2 separate regions of the Homo sapiens genome follow, and region 2 is linked to region 1. Evidence: read pairs that join two places in POLR2A ChIA-PET (ENCODE). Cell type or tissue: A673. All regions are shown on one strand.

Region 1 (8,000 bases):
TTGCTTCCTTGATTCAGTTACAATTCAGTAACTTTCATAAAAAGACTATAATAGAGGACAACTGGATATCCACATGCAAAAGAATAAGGCTGAACCTTTACCACATCATAAATAAAAATTAGCTCAAAATGTATCAAAGGCTTAAATATAAGAGCTAAAACCAGAAAATGCTTCAAAGACAACATAGACGTAAATCTTTGTGACCCTGGACTAAACAATAGTTTCTTAGATGACACCAAAAGCACAAACAAGCAACAATAATAACAAAAAAAACAAAAACAGGTAAGTCAGATTTCATCAAATTAAAAATGTGTATGCTTTAAAGGACACCATCAAGAATGTGATGATAACACACAGAATGGGAGAAAAGATCTGCAAGTTACATATACGATAAGGGACTTGTATCCAAAATAAAGAGAACACTTGTAACTCAATAATAAAAAGACAACTCGATTTTTAAAATGGGAAAAGAATCTCCAAAGAAAATATACAAATAGCCAATAAGTACACAAGAAGATGCTCAACATCATTAGAATCCAAAATGCAAATCAAAACCACAGTTAGATCATCATTTCACACCCATCAGGATGGCTATAATCAAAAAGTTAGATAACAAAAGTGTTGGTGATGATGTGCAGAAACTAGAACTTTCATATGCTGTCAACAATGTGAAATGATACAGCCACTTAATGAAAGTCTAGAAGTTCATTAAAAGGTTAAACACACAGTTACCGTAGAACTTGTCAACTCCACTCCTCAATATAAACCCAATAGAAATAAAAACATATCCATATACAAACTTGTACATAAATGTTCATAGCAGCATTATACACAGGAGTCAAAAAGTAGAAAAAGCCCAAATATCCATCACTGATGAGTGGATAAACAAAATGTGATATTATCAATACAATGTAATATTATCTGACAAAAATAAGGAATAAAATACTGATGCATCCCATACTCTTTCACGAACCTTGAAAAGGTATGCTAAGTGAAAAAAGCTAGTCACAAAAAATCATGTTTTATTATTCCATTTATATGAAATATATAGGCAAATCTCTAGAGAGAGAAAGAGGATTTAGTGGTTGCCTAGGGCTGGTGGCTAGGAGGGCGACTGCTGAAAAGTTTGGCGTTTCTTTACGTAGCAATGAAAATATTCTAAAATTGACTGTGATGATGGTTTCACAACTCTAATAATACTAAAAACCACTGAGGCGTACACTTTTAATGAGTGAACTGTATGGTATGTGAAATATGGTATGATAAATTTCTAGAAAAAAATTAGCTCTGGGAAAGATTTCCATTCCTGACAAACACTTTTCTTTTATTCAATGAACTACATTATAAATTTTATTTCTCTTGGCTTCACTGCCAACAAATTCACAGCTAAAATTTGTGGTCATATGTGCTTTCTTTTACCTCAACTTTCTAGTGCAGTTTGTTAACCCCATGTGTTTTGCTTTCATTGTTTTCATTTGTAAGTGTTCTACTGCAAGCCACTTCAATCTTTCTTGGAAGCAGATGTGATGGCTGGCTGAATTCTGAAAACTTAAAGATACTCATGATCCTCGTCAAGGATCCCTACTAAGGGATCCCTACACAAAATCCCTACTAAGTTCAGCTTGAGTTCTGCCAACTAATCCCTTTCATCTTAACTACCATAAAGAACTGAACCAATCACAGTTTTCCCAGGGGACTCTTTCCCTCTAAATTACATTATCCATATAGAACATTATAATGCCGTATTACACATTTACCATATATTTAGCACACAATATTTAAAATGAAACTCAAATTAACAAATCACTACTGAAGTTGAACTTTGTTTTGGGAAATTCAATCCTACCCTAACAGGTGAGGATGACTCCTCTGTATTTCGTTTCTGGGGCTCAGTGTCCACGTCTTGGCGCTTGTTCTTCATTCTTTCTCTAAGATCCCCTGTAGGTCTTTCTGGTGACCTTTGAACCAAAACACAGAAACAAAACAAAAAACGAAACAAAACAACAAAAATCTGTATTTATATATTAATAACATTTTATAAGAATGTATTTACAGAAATAACCTCACAAATCTCAATACACTTTTTCTAACTGACCTTGACTCCTGAATTTCTGAAAAATTTCACCTTAAATATTAATATGCAAAACACGAGCAACACTTACAGTTTTTCTCCCAATAACAATCAAAATGTATATGTTAAATTCCACGAAGTGGCAGGTACTGGTGATGTGAATAAGAAATTATATGTGAACTGAGAAAAAGGAACTAATAGCTTGACTTGTTTTCCTATTAATCACATAAATATATTAGTTATATGTGGGAGCAAAATGTAGTAGTAACACAAAGTTTTAAACTACAAAGTTGCAAAATTAATCTAGAGGTAGCAGCATTATCATTTATACTGAAAGATATAAGAAGATATTACAAGAAATAAGTTTCTTGTATACACATGCCTGTGGTTGGATGCAACATCAATAACTGAGAAAATATTTTATGTACCTTAAGTAAGAATCAAAGCAAATATAGGAGCTTTAAAATTTATCTTAAATTTTAAATTATTTCAGAATAAAGATAAAGGATTCAAGGCAATTTTACAACAGTGATTTTCATATTCTGCTGTAAATTTTTTAACTAAAGGAAAAATACATATTTATACTCAACAGTGGTAAGGCTTTATTATTTATACTAGAAATTTGACAGTATATGGCTATGCAATTATTTTCACTATCAGTGGGAAAAAACAAAGGAGAGATGGAAAACAGACTGCCTTTAAAGACTATTTCTACAACACCTTTAAAACAGGGCAAAAGAAGTTAAGGAATGCTCTGTTCCTCTTTGACTACCAAAAAGTACTATATATAAAAAAGATATAAACAAATCACATAAATATTCACATCTATTTCAAGCAGTCATTGGGCAATCAAATCAGTTCCTTGATTTTATGAATATAAATCATAAGGTTAGTAAAGAAATAATTTGAGTTAATTCACTTTAAAGGATCTCATTAATGTTTACATGCACATGTAATAGATTTATATTAAATGTTTTAACAGTTAAAGCTAAACTTGAAACTGGAATCTCTTACTAAGAACCAGTACTTAAGTGCTCTAAATTATAATGATGTACATGTAAATCCTATGTGCCCTGGTTTCCTTTATATAATAAAACACTTTAGTATGAACTTGTTTCTATCCTAAACAGCACCCAACAGAATGAATGTTTTACACACAGCGAATTCTCAATTAATTATGTAAAAGTCTTGTATATAAACATATAAATAAGCATTCTGTAAAATACATTGCTTTTCTTATCTTTGACTCGCATTATGAACTATGTTTTTCCTCCCGACAAAAAAAATGCACAAATACGAAAGAAGTTATCAGATGGAAAATCATACACAAAATAGCAAAATTATAATAAATATTCTTTATTCTAAGTCTAGCAATGACATTACTTTTTCCCATTTTAGACAAATTTCTCTGACCATTTTTCTCAAAATGATTTCTTGAATAAAAATTCTGAGTCAGCTAATAAATTTCAAAGATAAATTTTAAAATGTATCAAAAGTATAGTATTAAAGCAAAACATTAAAAGTATCGAAATAGTTTCACCAGGTATGTATCTACGTGTATATATACAAGTAAACACACATATACAATAAACACTAATCTTCCCACATTAACGGAAGTGACAAATGACAATCTAAATACAAATAAAACAGTATTCAGAATCACAAATAAACTAAAATGTACAATGTTTACGTGAAAAAGAAGTTGGCTAATGTTGAGGGTTTGAATTTTAAATTCTCCTAAACAAAATCTACCCATACACTACCCCCAAAAAAATCATTCAACTAAAAAAAAAAAAAAAAAATTCCAATTGCTAATGTTCAGTTTTTATAGTGTTGCTATGCTATAGCCAAAACAATCAGTGTAACCAATTTTGGATCTAGGTAAATTATTTCTTTACCAATCAAGTTAAAACTGTTTTTGTGACAAACTTTATGTATATTACATCTTTAAATACCATAAAATAATCATCATGAGGGAACCAAAAGAAAAATAAAAGGTCTTTATTAAGCAAGTTTAATCTAGCCAAGCCTTTATTAAAGGCAAAACGATGTTCGAAATATGGAGCATATTCATCCACATATAAATACATATTTTCATTAACATACTGTGCTAAGGGATTTGGCAAATGCATTTTAACCTATAGAATTTGTACAAAATTTGAATTCAGAACATCTTAAACAGCTAAAATTATACCCTATTTGAATTTTACTATTTTAAGAGTTAAAAATAGCCTCACTAAAAAGAAATTCAGACACCATGGAATTCTGCTGTCTTAAGCAGCAATTTAATACATAATTAGGGGGGAAAAAGTAAGCCATACACATACTACAAAAAGATCTACTGTCAAAACAAATAAATAATGAACAAATAAGTTAATTTGAAAGCAAACATTTTATTAATCTTGAAAATAACAAAAAGATCCTGTCGATCTTCAATTACTGGTAAGACTACCACCAATATAGAAAATCTGACCAAATATATGGTTGTATTTCAGATTTTTATACTAGATAAATTACAAAAGCCATCTTCTAATAGTACATGAACAATACAAAGTTCTCAGTTTACCTTCTATAATTGCTGCTATAACCTTTACCACGAGGTGAAGGGCCATGTACGAATCTACATGTGTTTCCATAGAGGCAGTTGCCAGTCTTCAGCCAGTTACGGCACTGTGTCTAAGAGACAGATATTACTATGTAAATTTCATATTTATTTCTGGAAAAAAAAAATGCTAGCGGGACAAAATTAAAACAAATGCTACCAAAATTCCAGCTAACCTGTGATATATTACTCCCCAAATAATAAAAACTTCAGGAAAAAAATATGGAAAAACCCATAAACCTTATCACCCTTTTCACTTCTTTTTATAAAACACACTTTAAAAAATTTACTGAACAAACATTCCTACAATAAAACAACCTGTTCACCTTTATGATACAAATAAGCATTTCAATAATAGAATTCTAAGAGAACCCCTGTGACTATACTAGTGACAACTCACCTCTGCTGTACTGCCAGTGCTGGGTCCAAGCCTCTCAAATACACTGGGTCTTCGGGATGTGCTATCAGATATAGTCTTGGTATTTTCCACTGTGACCTTCCTTCTAATTTTTGACATTTTGTACTACTTCAACCAAAAAAGAAAGAGGCAAAACTGTAAAATTCCTCAGTTTTAAATAACTGAGCCCACAGCTTACAAGTAGATAAAACTATAGGTAACAGTGTAAAATTACAGGAGATTTTCCTTGGGAGATTAAAAAAAAAAAGCATAGGAGAGGTCACAGGTAAACAGAGATAATATCTTCTAAAACATGCCTTACTGGTGAATTTATAACAGCTGTGAGATCTGTTGGCTAGAATTGTACCTCTTCTGCAGAGTGAACGAATATGATCCTACTCACACAGTGAAGTTTTCATAGTACAATCAACCTCAGAAGATACAGTACAAAATGTTTACTTTATAAAAGTTACTTACAAAAATTGCTTCAAAATTTAGTAACTCAAAGTTGTTAACCATCAACTGGTTAACTGAAAAAGAGTTATGCTAAAGAAAATGGAAAAATAAAATTGGGTGAAAATTTTCATAGCAGAAATTATGTTTCATAAGTTTAAGGGACAACAGCAGTTATGTTCCAAAAATCAGGTTGAGAAAAATGAATGATATTTTAGTATTTTCTTTGCCTGACAGAAGTCAAAACAATCTGATCAAGCATATTTATTTTCCAGTAACACAAAAACAAAACAAAACAAAACTCAATGTTGATAGAAACAACTTTCAAAACAGGACAGACTGTAGAACTAGAAAAAGTCGAGGTGTTTCTATAATCTATACTACACTGACATAAAATTCAAAGGTGTTAAAAGTAATTATCAGACTATTTTACCATTATTAGTAATAACAAAAAAGGCAAATTGTAAAAATATTTTTATTTTATTTTACGTTTAAGCTCTGTTAGATTTGATGTAAACATAAAAATATTTTTTAAGGGCCAGGCACAGTGGCTCGTGCCTGTAATCCCAGCACTTTGGGAGGCCGAGGCGGGCGGATCATGAGGTCAGGAGATCGAGACCATCCTGGCTAACATGGCAAAACTCCGTCTCTACTAAAAATACAAAAAAAAAAAAAAAATTAGCTGGGCATGGTGGCGGGCGCCTGTAGTCCCAGCTACTCTGGAGGCTGAGGCAGGAGAATAGCATGAACCCAGGAGGCAGAGCTTGCAGTGAGCCGAGATCACACCACCGCACTCCAGCCTGGGCGACAAAGCGAGACTCCATCTCAAAAAAAACAAAAAAACTCTCTCTATATATATATATGTATGTAAATAAAACATTCAAAAACTGAAACTATAGTAAAAATCTAATCCAATGACATAATTGGGTAATTCAACTAGATTTGCAAGTATCAGATAATGACAGTATATTATGACATTAGAAAACAATATTAAATTCTAGACCAAGATACAATCCAGAGCATACACTACTGTGGGAAGAGGGTAGAAACTGCCTCATAAGGGGAAGGAAAAAAAACACCATACTATATCCCGCTTTATACAAACTAAATATTAGTTGAAATCTTATCAATCATCAAAAGTTACTAGAATGAACCACAGCAGCTAAAAAAGTTTCATTTAGTCTCTATAAAGATCACAAATCTTTAATGTGGTTTCAAAGTAAAGACATATCACTTTAAAGGAAATTAAATCGTGGTAGTACCTAATTGAAACAGCAATAAAAAATTATAAACAGTGTTTGGTTCAATGAGGTACTTCAGGTCACACTTTTAAAAGAATCCAAAGACTAAGAACAACATTTGATAAATAAAAGATGGTGCATCAAGGAAGGAAAATATGAAATAATATATGGTGATTTTAAATTGGAAAATCTATATTTTTATCAATATAAAATGTAATAATTCTTTTGATATAATAGCAATTAATTTTTAGTGATTTTAAAAACAGAATTACTTCACAGTAATTATAAATTTAAGAACCAGTGGAGAGCATCACATAAACAATAATTTGCTGCAACACAAAATCAATTAAATATTAATTGTTCTCCAAGTAAGGAACTACACACCAATTCTACATACTGGTGTTAGCATTATAAGATAATCTTTGATTTAATTTTTCTTAGACTCATTCTCAGCTGAAATGTGAACATACGGAGGAGAAGCTGGTAAAATTTCCTATGTCTATTTGATTTACTGAGCACGAAAAAACTGAAAGCTAAGAGAAGTGGAGCTGAGAAAGATCTAGAAAATGTAGAGCTTTGAGAAAAACTTTTTTAACAATATATATCCAAGCATGATTCAATAATAAGTAAATGTATCACAATGTATAAGAAGTTTGAGAAAAACATAAAGTTTCATTATATATTGCTACATTAATATACAAATATAGAGTAATCCTCAACCAATAATTCAATTTTTAAAACATTTCTTAATAAACAAAATTGAATAGGTTCCAAAATTTCCTTATTTGCTAGTTATGTAGAACTTAGAAAACAGGCACAACCATCCCACCACACTGCCTCAAGTGGACTAACACTAATTTTTTATTTTTCCCTCCACTGTCACTGGAAATGAGTTAGTTCTGCCCCCAACATCTCTACTACCCCCAACATGCCTCCACTCCCAGCTCAGTCTCCTTCAAAAAATTCAATGGTAATGGTTTCCAGTTAGGACGACAGGCTATTTATTATCGTACTTATTATACTTAAAACATTGGTCATCTATCATCTCCTTTCTTTTTACTTTTTGAGGGTTCCAGGTATTAACTCTACAGTTTCTTTTTCTGGTCTGTCCTCTGTTGCCTGATTCGCACTACTCTCCTCCCTTGACCTATTGCTTTGCTGGTCTGAGAGCTTCTCTCCAATCCTAGACTCCCTAAGGCAAACTTTGAAGATTTCGCCGGGCGCGGTGGCTCACGC
Region 2 (8,000 bases), 360 kb before region 1:
AGCATTTCAGTGCATTTAGGGACATAATCTACTGGATACAGTGGGACACACCAGTACAAAAAGGGATTTTGAATCTAATAGGATTTGAAAGGTAAGTATATTTTTATTTTCATGTATCGTGTGGGAAATTGATAGAAGGAGACATTTCAGGGTCTTGGCTCAAGCTTACATGGCAGATTAATAACTTGTCAGGGAACAGGACTCAGGAGTCCAGCAATCCCAGCCACGGCTTGTGGGACCCATATACTACATGGGTCAACTACACTTTGCAGCTCCTGCAGTTAAATGCAGTGTTTTTGTTACTCTGGCCGTGTGAGGAAATAAATATCTTCTGCTTTAATTCCCCTGCCCCGCAACCTCCTGCCCAAACTTCTTTTCAGGTTGGGTGCATTAACCATAAAACTACTTTTGTGGGAAAACAACTTGCCATTGAACTGTGCTGTGTGATTGGAAATTATGAGACATCTTCTCCATTTAATTCCCTAGGAAAATGAGCAGTTGCTAGACCTGGAACCTGTAGCAGCAGGCAAAGGCAAGGTCTGGATTAGGTACAGACCTCCTGTTTCGCCTTCCTGGGGTCCCAGTGTTCACAATGTTTTGTATTCCTGGACATGATACTTTTCTTCATGTCCTCCCTTTTCAGAATTGAGTTAAAATGGAATTTTCCTTAATGATGGTAGGTGAAAGCAGTTTTCGCAGAATCAACTTCAATTTTAAGAGCACCTTGAGGATTACCAGGAGTTTGTATGTTTTATTGTATTGAATTGTATTGGATTAATAGGCATTTCTGAAGCCAAGTTTCTAGAGTTCAGCCTGTCAATTTTTTTCCCCTCTTGCCTTCACTTCAATGATCATAATGGAGAGAATGATCTTTCAGTGAAACTTCTGAATGGCATGCCTTGTCAATGAATGGTGTCTGTGGAGATACAGTCTCCTTCAGCCATTGTAACCTGATACCATTTCAAGTTGAGGGGCTGGCTTCCTGTGAAGCATTTTCAAGGAATCAGGTGTTTGTTTTGGAGCTATTGTATTTTCTACTCAGGGGGTAAAAGGACAATAATGAGTTCAAGTGTATAAAATGTATCCTTAGGTTCAGCTGTCCTAGGGGTTAGTGCTTGAGGACAGAAAGTAACCCAATGTTTTCTTTGATAAGTGCCACTCCAGAGAGGACACTAGAATAGTACCAAATGCAGTTGCTTGCTTTATAGAAGAATCTTTCTTTCCTTCCTTCCTTCCTTCCTTCCTTCCTTCCTTCCTTCCTTCCTTCCTTTCTTCTTTTTTTTTTTTTTTTTCAGACCGAGTTTCACTCTTGTTGCCCAGGATGGAGTGCAATGGCATGATCTCGGCTCACTGCAACCTCCACCTCCTGGGTTCAAGTGATTTTCCTGCCTCAGCCTCCTGAGTAGCTGGAAATACAGGTGTGTGCCACCACGCCTGGCTAATTTTTCGTATTTTTAGTACAGATGGGATTTTACCATGTTGGCCAGGCTGGTCTCGAACTCCTGACCTCAGATGATTCATCTGCTTCAACCTCCCAAAGTGCTGGCATTACAGGCATGAGCCACTATGCCCAACTAAGATGATATGGTCTTGTTGGGCCTAATCTTGTGGTGAGAAGGGATTGTGGGACCTGCTTTGAAATCTTCAAGGTCATTTGTGTGTCTCGTAAGGCCAGGTATTCCAAACGTGGTTGTGCTTTGGAATCATTTAAGATTTATTTTATTTTTATTTGTTTGTGGGGGGGGAGTTTCTTTCTTGTTGCCCAGCCCGGAGTGCAATGGCGCAATCTCGGCTCACCGCAACCTCTGCCTCCCGGTTCAAACGATTCTCCTGCCTCAGCCTCCCGAGTAGCTGGGATTACAGGCATGCGCCACCACACCCGGCTAATTTTTGTATTTTTAGTAGAGAGGGGGTTTCTCCATGTTGGTCAGGCTTGTCTCAAACTCCCGACATCAGGTGATCTGCCTGCCTCGGCCTCCCAAAGTGCTGGGATTACAGGCATGAGTCACTGTGCCTGGCCAAGATTTTTTTTTTTTAACGTAAATTATTTAGGTCCCACCCCTGACATACTCTGAAATTGGGAGTGGGGGAGTCTGAGGAATTCATGTGTATATTTAAAATGTGCCTCAAGTCGATTCTGCTGTAGTCAGTTTCTCACATTTGGGAACTGTGCTGGTTGTCTCCTATTTGCTCCTGGATCATCTCCTCTCCTCTCTTTGCTCCAGGACGCTGACTACATTGAGGAACTCTCTTCCCCTCTGGCTTCTTGGATTTGATCAGTGGGAACCCTCAACAGGAGATCAGAGGGTGGAAAGATGAGGCAGTCATGGTACACATCTCGTGGCTCTCCCCACACTCCCCATGGTGTCTTCATGTCTGTGGGCTGGTTAAATGGGAGAGTTCCCTGATCCCCCTCCCAGGAGACCTGCTCCGTTGCCTCAAACCCCTTGCGGGAGGGGGAGCACTCAGATGGGCAGGTGCAGAGGCTGGGGTGGGTGCTTTGGGCTCTGGCCCCATGGTAGTGTCTTGGGGTGGGTGCCTGCAACCCCAATGTTACAATATTCTCTTAGCCCTGCCATCCGCAGATGGCTTTAAGTGTTAAACAGCTCAATGGACCCTCTGCCTTTTCTCAAGGGCAGAGGGCCAGTGTGACAGCTTTCTGTATCCTGAGCTCTTGCCCAGCGTCCCGGAAGCATCGGGTCACACACAGGCTTGAAGGATGAATGCGAGGTTTTAATGCACGGTGGAGGTGGCTCTCGGCAGGATGGATAGGGAGCTGGAAGGAGGGGAGATGGAGTAGGAAGATGATCTTCCCTTGGAGTGGGCTGTCCAGCAGCCAAACTCCTCTCTGACCACCCTGGCTGAATTCCTCTCGAGTTCTCTCTGCTGCACTGTTCTGCATTGTCTGCTTGTCTCGTCTCCTCCTCTGCTGGTCTGAGCTGGAGCCTGGGGTTCAGGGTTTATATGGGTATAGGATAGGGGGTGTGGCATACCAAAAGACCACTTTTTGGGTGCAAAAACAGGAATGCCTGTTCTCATTTAGGGCCACAGGTGTCCAGGCTTGTGGGTGGGGCCTTTGTTGGGGAACCGCCCTCTTCTAGCATTTCTCTGTCTCCCGTCCATATCGCTGGCAGTAGCCTTTTACCTGAAGCCACTGCTTCTCTCAAGCCAGCACTGTCTTCTTTACTCTCTTCTTCCATTTTCTGATAGCCACTCCCTTTTCTTTGCTTTTTGAGCCAGGGTGGGAGCACAGGTCCATCAGCAGCCCAAAGGGGCTCACAGGTCAGCCTTCAGGGGCAGGGAAGGGCAGGGAGCTGCTCTGGAGGGGCAATCGGGAGATCGGGCCCAGATTCATAAAAAGCTACTTTCATTCATTTTTGAAACTTGTTCAAGATCTACATCTAAAGTAGTAGCTGAACCAGGCCAAATGCGTCTCCTACCCATCTCTCCAAAGCTGGAGTCTGCTTCTTGTCTTGCTAAACCCACTGAGATTGGGGCGGGGGTGGGGAGGGGGGCGGTGGTGAAGTGTCCCTCCTCTCAGGCCTGAGAAAACGACAGGACCATGAGGAAATCTGATTTTCCTGCAGGTATGGGAATGGGAGAGGAAAGCATGAAGCCATTTCCCTTTCTTAGAGTAGGTTCTGGATACTTCCTTTATCCTTAAGGAAACTCTTCTAAATGAACTGAGTCTTTCCTTCTTGGAAAAATATCCAAATCATGTCTCATCCTCCTTCTATCTGACATTTGCAGGCTCTGCACTGGTTTGTTGGCAGTTCCCCCTAATTCCATGGAGGCCTTGGTAACACGCAGCCTTCTCTGTGCAGTGTGTGGTTAGTAGTAAATCTTGAGCCATTCAGCGCAGCGTTCCTCCTGGGGTCCAATCAACTCACGCCACCTTTCAGGGGAAAATCACCCAGACACATGTGACTGGTGTTAAATTAATTTGCGGCGAGTACTGGCTAATGCATTTCAAATGATTTAGCTCTGGTTGCTTCACTGAACATGTTCTGCAGTTTGGGTTTCTGTGAATAATAAGAGAAAGGGATGTTTTAGAAATATGGTCCTATATTTAGGGACCTGCCTATGTTGATTAGCAGCCAAGTAATTTGGAGCTAGAAAATTTACGAGGGTCATTCACATTCCTGCCGCCACCTCAAATCTCAGTTTTACTGAGAAATGAAGGTCTTTTACCTTATGTTGACTTAGTGTTTCTGAAGAGGGAATGTTGCCTATTTTGTTGCTAAGTAAAACTCAAAGTTTTCAGTTTCAGATAGAGTATTAAATAAAAAATAAAACTTAATTTCTAAATCATTCTCTCTTTTTTACATTTGGTGTGAAACTTTCCTAAGGAAAGAAGTTCAGGTTCCTAATCCACTTTGAATAGCCAATTTTACTAAGAAGGCCACAAAGACAGGTAAAAATAAACTTTTTCTCAGTTAGGTTTTGACCAGCCTACAAAAACAACTTAATAGCAATTGCCCCAGGAAAGAAAATTAGCACAGTTTTCATTGGTTAATAGTCTATAGGAAAGCCTTTAAAGTTTAACAAGAGACAATTGCTTTTTAATGTTTTCTTTTTCAAGCGTAGGAACTCAACTTGATCTTTCATTCTTCTAGGAATTCTGTTTGCCCAGGAGCTGGGGCCAATCCTCATTCTGACATGGTAGCAGCTTTATTTGTCACCTTCTTTGACAGTGAAAAGGACTAGATCAGAGGGTGAGCCCTGAATGTGGGCTCCAAAGGATGCACAAGGTGATTCACTGATATGTGGAAGAAAATATTGTATCATCTCTACAAAAAGTGCAAAAATTAGCCAGGCATGGTGGTGCATACCTGTGGTCCCAGCTACTTAGGAGGCTGAGGCGGGAGGATTGCTTGAGCCGGGGATGTTGGGGCTGCAGTGAGCCAAGATTATGCCACTGCACTCCAGCCTGGGTGACAGAGTAAGACCCTGTTTCCAAAAAAAAAAAAAAAGAAAAAAAGGAAATATTGTAAGTTCTGTTTATTTTCCCTAAAAAGTTAGAAAGACACTAAGCTCTAAAGTCTGCTAAAGTATAATGCATGGACAGGCACTGGCACCTTCATGTGGAGTGAATAGTGGTCCCATTTCTTGTTAGGGAAGGGGAGTGTCCTGAGAAAAACAACATTCCACAAGAGGTTGAGGGTGCCACCTTTCCCTTGTTGCACATTGCAATGATGGATGGCAGTTTATACGTGTCAGGCAAAGTGGATTTATGGATGATGTTGTCTGGTCTTAACTCAGCAAGTCACTGCAAAATGGACACATGGTTTAAGACGATGTCAGCAAAGAGAGGGTGGGTTGAATGTAATGATAAGGCAAGCATGAGTAAACAAGAGAAAAGGCCGCAGTGACAGTTTTGCTTTCAGAACTATCTCCTTTTCAGTGAAGTTGCTCAGTAGATGTATAAACACAAATTACAGCCATAATCATTAATGACACCCCTCACCTAACTGTGTTACATCTTGATATACTGGCTAGCAAGAGTTGAAGCCATTATGCTTTGAAAAAGACAATAAAAATGTCTGCAATCTTTTTTAACTGACCTAAAATCATGTACTATTCAGTGCAGTATCTCTCAAAATGTTAATTAGTGTAATGGAAAGTGCTTAAATGCCTCTTTTGAGGTTTCTTAGTAGTGAAGAAAAAAAGGTGCATATGACCATGGGAAATACTTGTTCTTCCTACTGCAATAAATACAGCTGAAATAATGCATGAAGAAATATACTGACGAGGCTTTTAATATACTGACAAGTCCTAAATTGTATTTCCATTCCAAACGCCTCCCCTGTAATGCCTGACTCTTACAAGCGACTGGTTTCTTGACACCTTCCCGGGATCTCTAGTCTTCTGCAGCTTCATGCATCCAAACTGAGCTCTTGATCATTGCTGCTTGTCTTTCCCTCAGTCTCCTCCTCCACAAGTGGCTCCTGCCTTCCTCAAGTGTTTACGTTAAAAACCACATATGTAACTAACCTGCACATTGTGCACATGTACCCTAAAACTTAAAGTATAATTAAAAAAAACAAAAACAAAAACCATGTGTGTCCTATCTTCTTTCTCTCTTATCCTGTATCCAAAGCTGTCAGCTAATTTCATGGGTTCTATGTCAAAATATGTCCAAATCTTTCAATGTCCTCTCTCACCACTAGCATTTCAGTCCATCTCTCATCTGGACAATTGAAATTGGTCCCCTGTTCCTGTCCTGCCATGTTGCAGTCTTTTCTCCACAGTAGGCTGGAGAAATCTTAAACCTAAGTCAGACTGTGTTGTGCTCTGCTGAGTCCCCCACCCCGGCTTCCTGTCTTGCTCAGGATGAAATCCATCATCCTCACCCTAGCCCTCAAGGCCCTACATGACCTCTCCCAGGCTGCCTTCTGTCCTCTGGTCCTCCCAATTCCCCATCCCTCTCTGCTTCCAGACACACTGGCTTCCCGTGGGTCAGTCCCACCCAGGCAACTCCTGCCTGGGGGGTCCTTCCCCTGCTGCTGCTCCCTCTGCTGGATACAGATAATCTACAGCTTGCCCCTCCACATATTCAGGCCTTTGCTCAGACCTCACCTCCTTAGACAGGTCTTCGTCATCTGAAATGGCTCACCCTATCACTCTCTGTCCCAAGAACCAGTTGAACTTTTCTTTGGAGCACTTACCCCTGATATACATTAGATTTTTTAAAAAATTTGCTCATTGTCTGTTGTCCCTCATAGGAACATAGCTCCATGAAAACTTAATTTTGTTCATTACTTCCTCAGCACCTGTTAACAGTGACTAGCTCATACAAAATATTCAAAATATCCTTTTTGAATGATTGAATGAAAATACCTTTAGCCAGCAAATATTGCTGATAGATGCGGAGAAAACTTTAAAGAAACAAGTATGGAAACAAATCAAGTAGTGCTTGCTTTACAGCTGGGTGAAGTACAAATGTAGCTTCTGCTTAGATAATAAAACATAACAAGTGCTGTTCTTTGGTGAACCAGTTACAGAAAATATGCCAGAAAAGATGTGTTCTCAATTGTAAATAACTTCTCTACAAGAAACAATGTTCTCATGGAACAATTGTTTAAAATGACATTTGATGGAGTGGTAGCTTCCACTGGAATTAAAAGAGGATGCTGGATAGGATGTGGAGAGCATCACTTGGGAAATTGATTCGCTGGGTAGTAACTCACAAGCAAACTATTGCTGCAGAGCAGTTGAAGTCAGAAGTGCAGAATGAGCTACAGGAGATCACAGATGCAATTAATCTGATTCTGAAAAATGAGAGAGCTGGCTGGATATGACGGCTCATGCCTGTAATCCCAGCACTTTGGGAGGCCAGGGCAGAGGATTGCTTGAGCTCAGCAGTTTGAGACTAGCCTGGGCAACACAGCAAGATCGCATCTCTACTTAAATTCACAATAGATATGCTGTTATTATGCAAAAAATACTTTAAAACAGGTAAGATTGAAAGGATATCAAATATGATTTACTTTACTCATTCCATTGAATAAATATATTATTCCTCACCAATAAATAAATAAATAAATAAAATAAAATAAATTTAAAAAAATTAACTGGAAGTGGTGGTGCACACCTGTAGTCCCAGCTACCTCGGGGGCTGCGGCGGGAAGATCACTTGAGTCCAGTAAGTCGAGGCTGCAGTGAATCATGATTGTGCCATTGCACTCCAGCCTGGGTGACAGAGTGAGACCCTGTCTCAAGCAACAGCAACTGCAACAACAAAACCAGTGAGAGAGCCACATAAAATGAGAGGATCTTTGAAATACTTTGCACCAAGATAAATAATGATCATGAAGACCTCTTGTTTGCAGTCATCTGTTTTTACAAAAAGACAAGTGTTCTAAATTTGCTGACCTTTTCTTATGGTGCCAAGTGGCTGTTAACAGTCTCTTATTTAGGAGCCACTTTGAAGAGAAAAATAAGGCACATTACTTTTTTTCCTTCCTAGTAAAGATGGTGTTTTACCGATGAGGGAGGGA

Evidence for each region. ChIA-PET counts read pairs that join two places held together with the same protein. Peaks named below come from ENCODE experiments on the same cell type or tissue, not always from the same donor. Only the 100,000 strongest peaks of a DNase experiment are listed, where the experiment ranks them.
Region 2: POLR2A ChIA-PET joins it to region 1 with 5 read pairs; 2 of 35 experiments call an interaction of 5 or more read pairs at or near these places.

What each region holds. Positions count from the first base shown.
Region 1 is chr13:46,040,318-46,048,317 of GRCh38, forward strand. It overlaps ZC3H13 (zinc finger CCCH-type containing 13), which reads right to left. Exons shown (of 19, transcript NM_001330564.2): 2 at 5,074-5,199; 3 at 4,638-4,747; 4 at 1,847-1,958. The coding sequence starts at 5,190. Among named protein-coding and RNA genes, the nearest start is that of ZC3H13, 8.4 kb to the right of the region's middle. In A673, a CTCF peak has its summit at 7,578; DNase peaks (open chromatin) are centred at 1,624 and 7,614; H3K4me3 peaks cover 7,747 bases; H3K27ac peaks cover 8,000 bases.
Region 2 is chr13:45,677,470-45,685,469 of GRCh38, forward strand. LINC01055 (long intergenic non-protein coding RNA 1055) reads right to left here. Exons shown (of 4, transcript NR_125786.1): 2 at 7,595-7,731; 3 at 4,833-4,950; 4 at 3,730-4,022. Among named protein-coding and RNA genes, the nearest start is that of LINC01055, 20 kb to the right of the region's middle. RefSeq lists an enhancer at 2,521-3,023. In A673, a CTCF peak has its summit at 6,473 (motif pointing left); a DNase peak (open chromatin) is centred at 982; H3K27ac peaks cover 2,329 bases.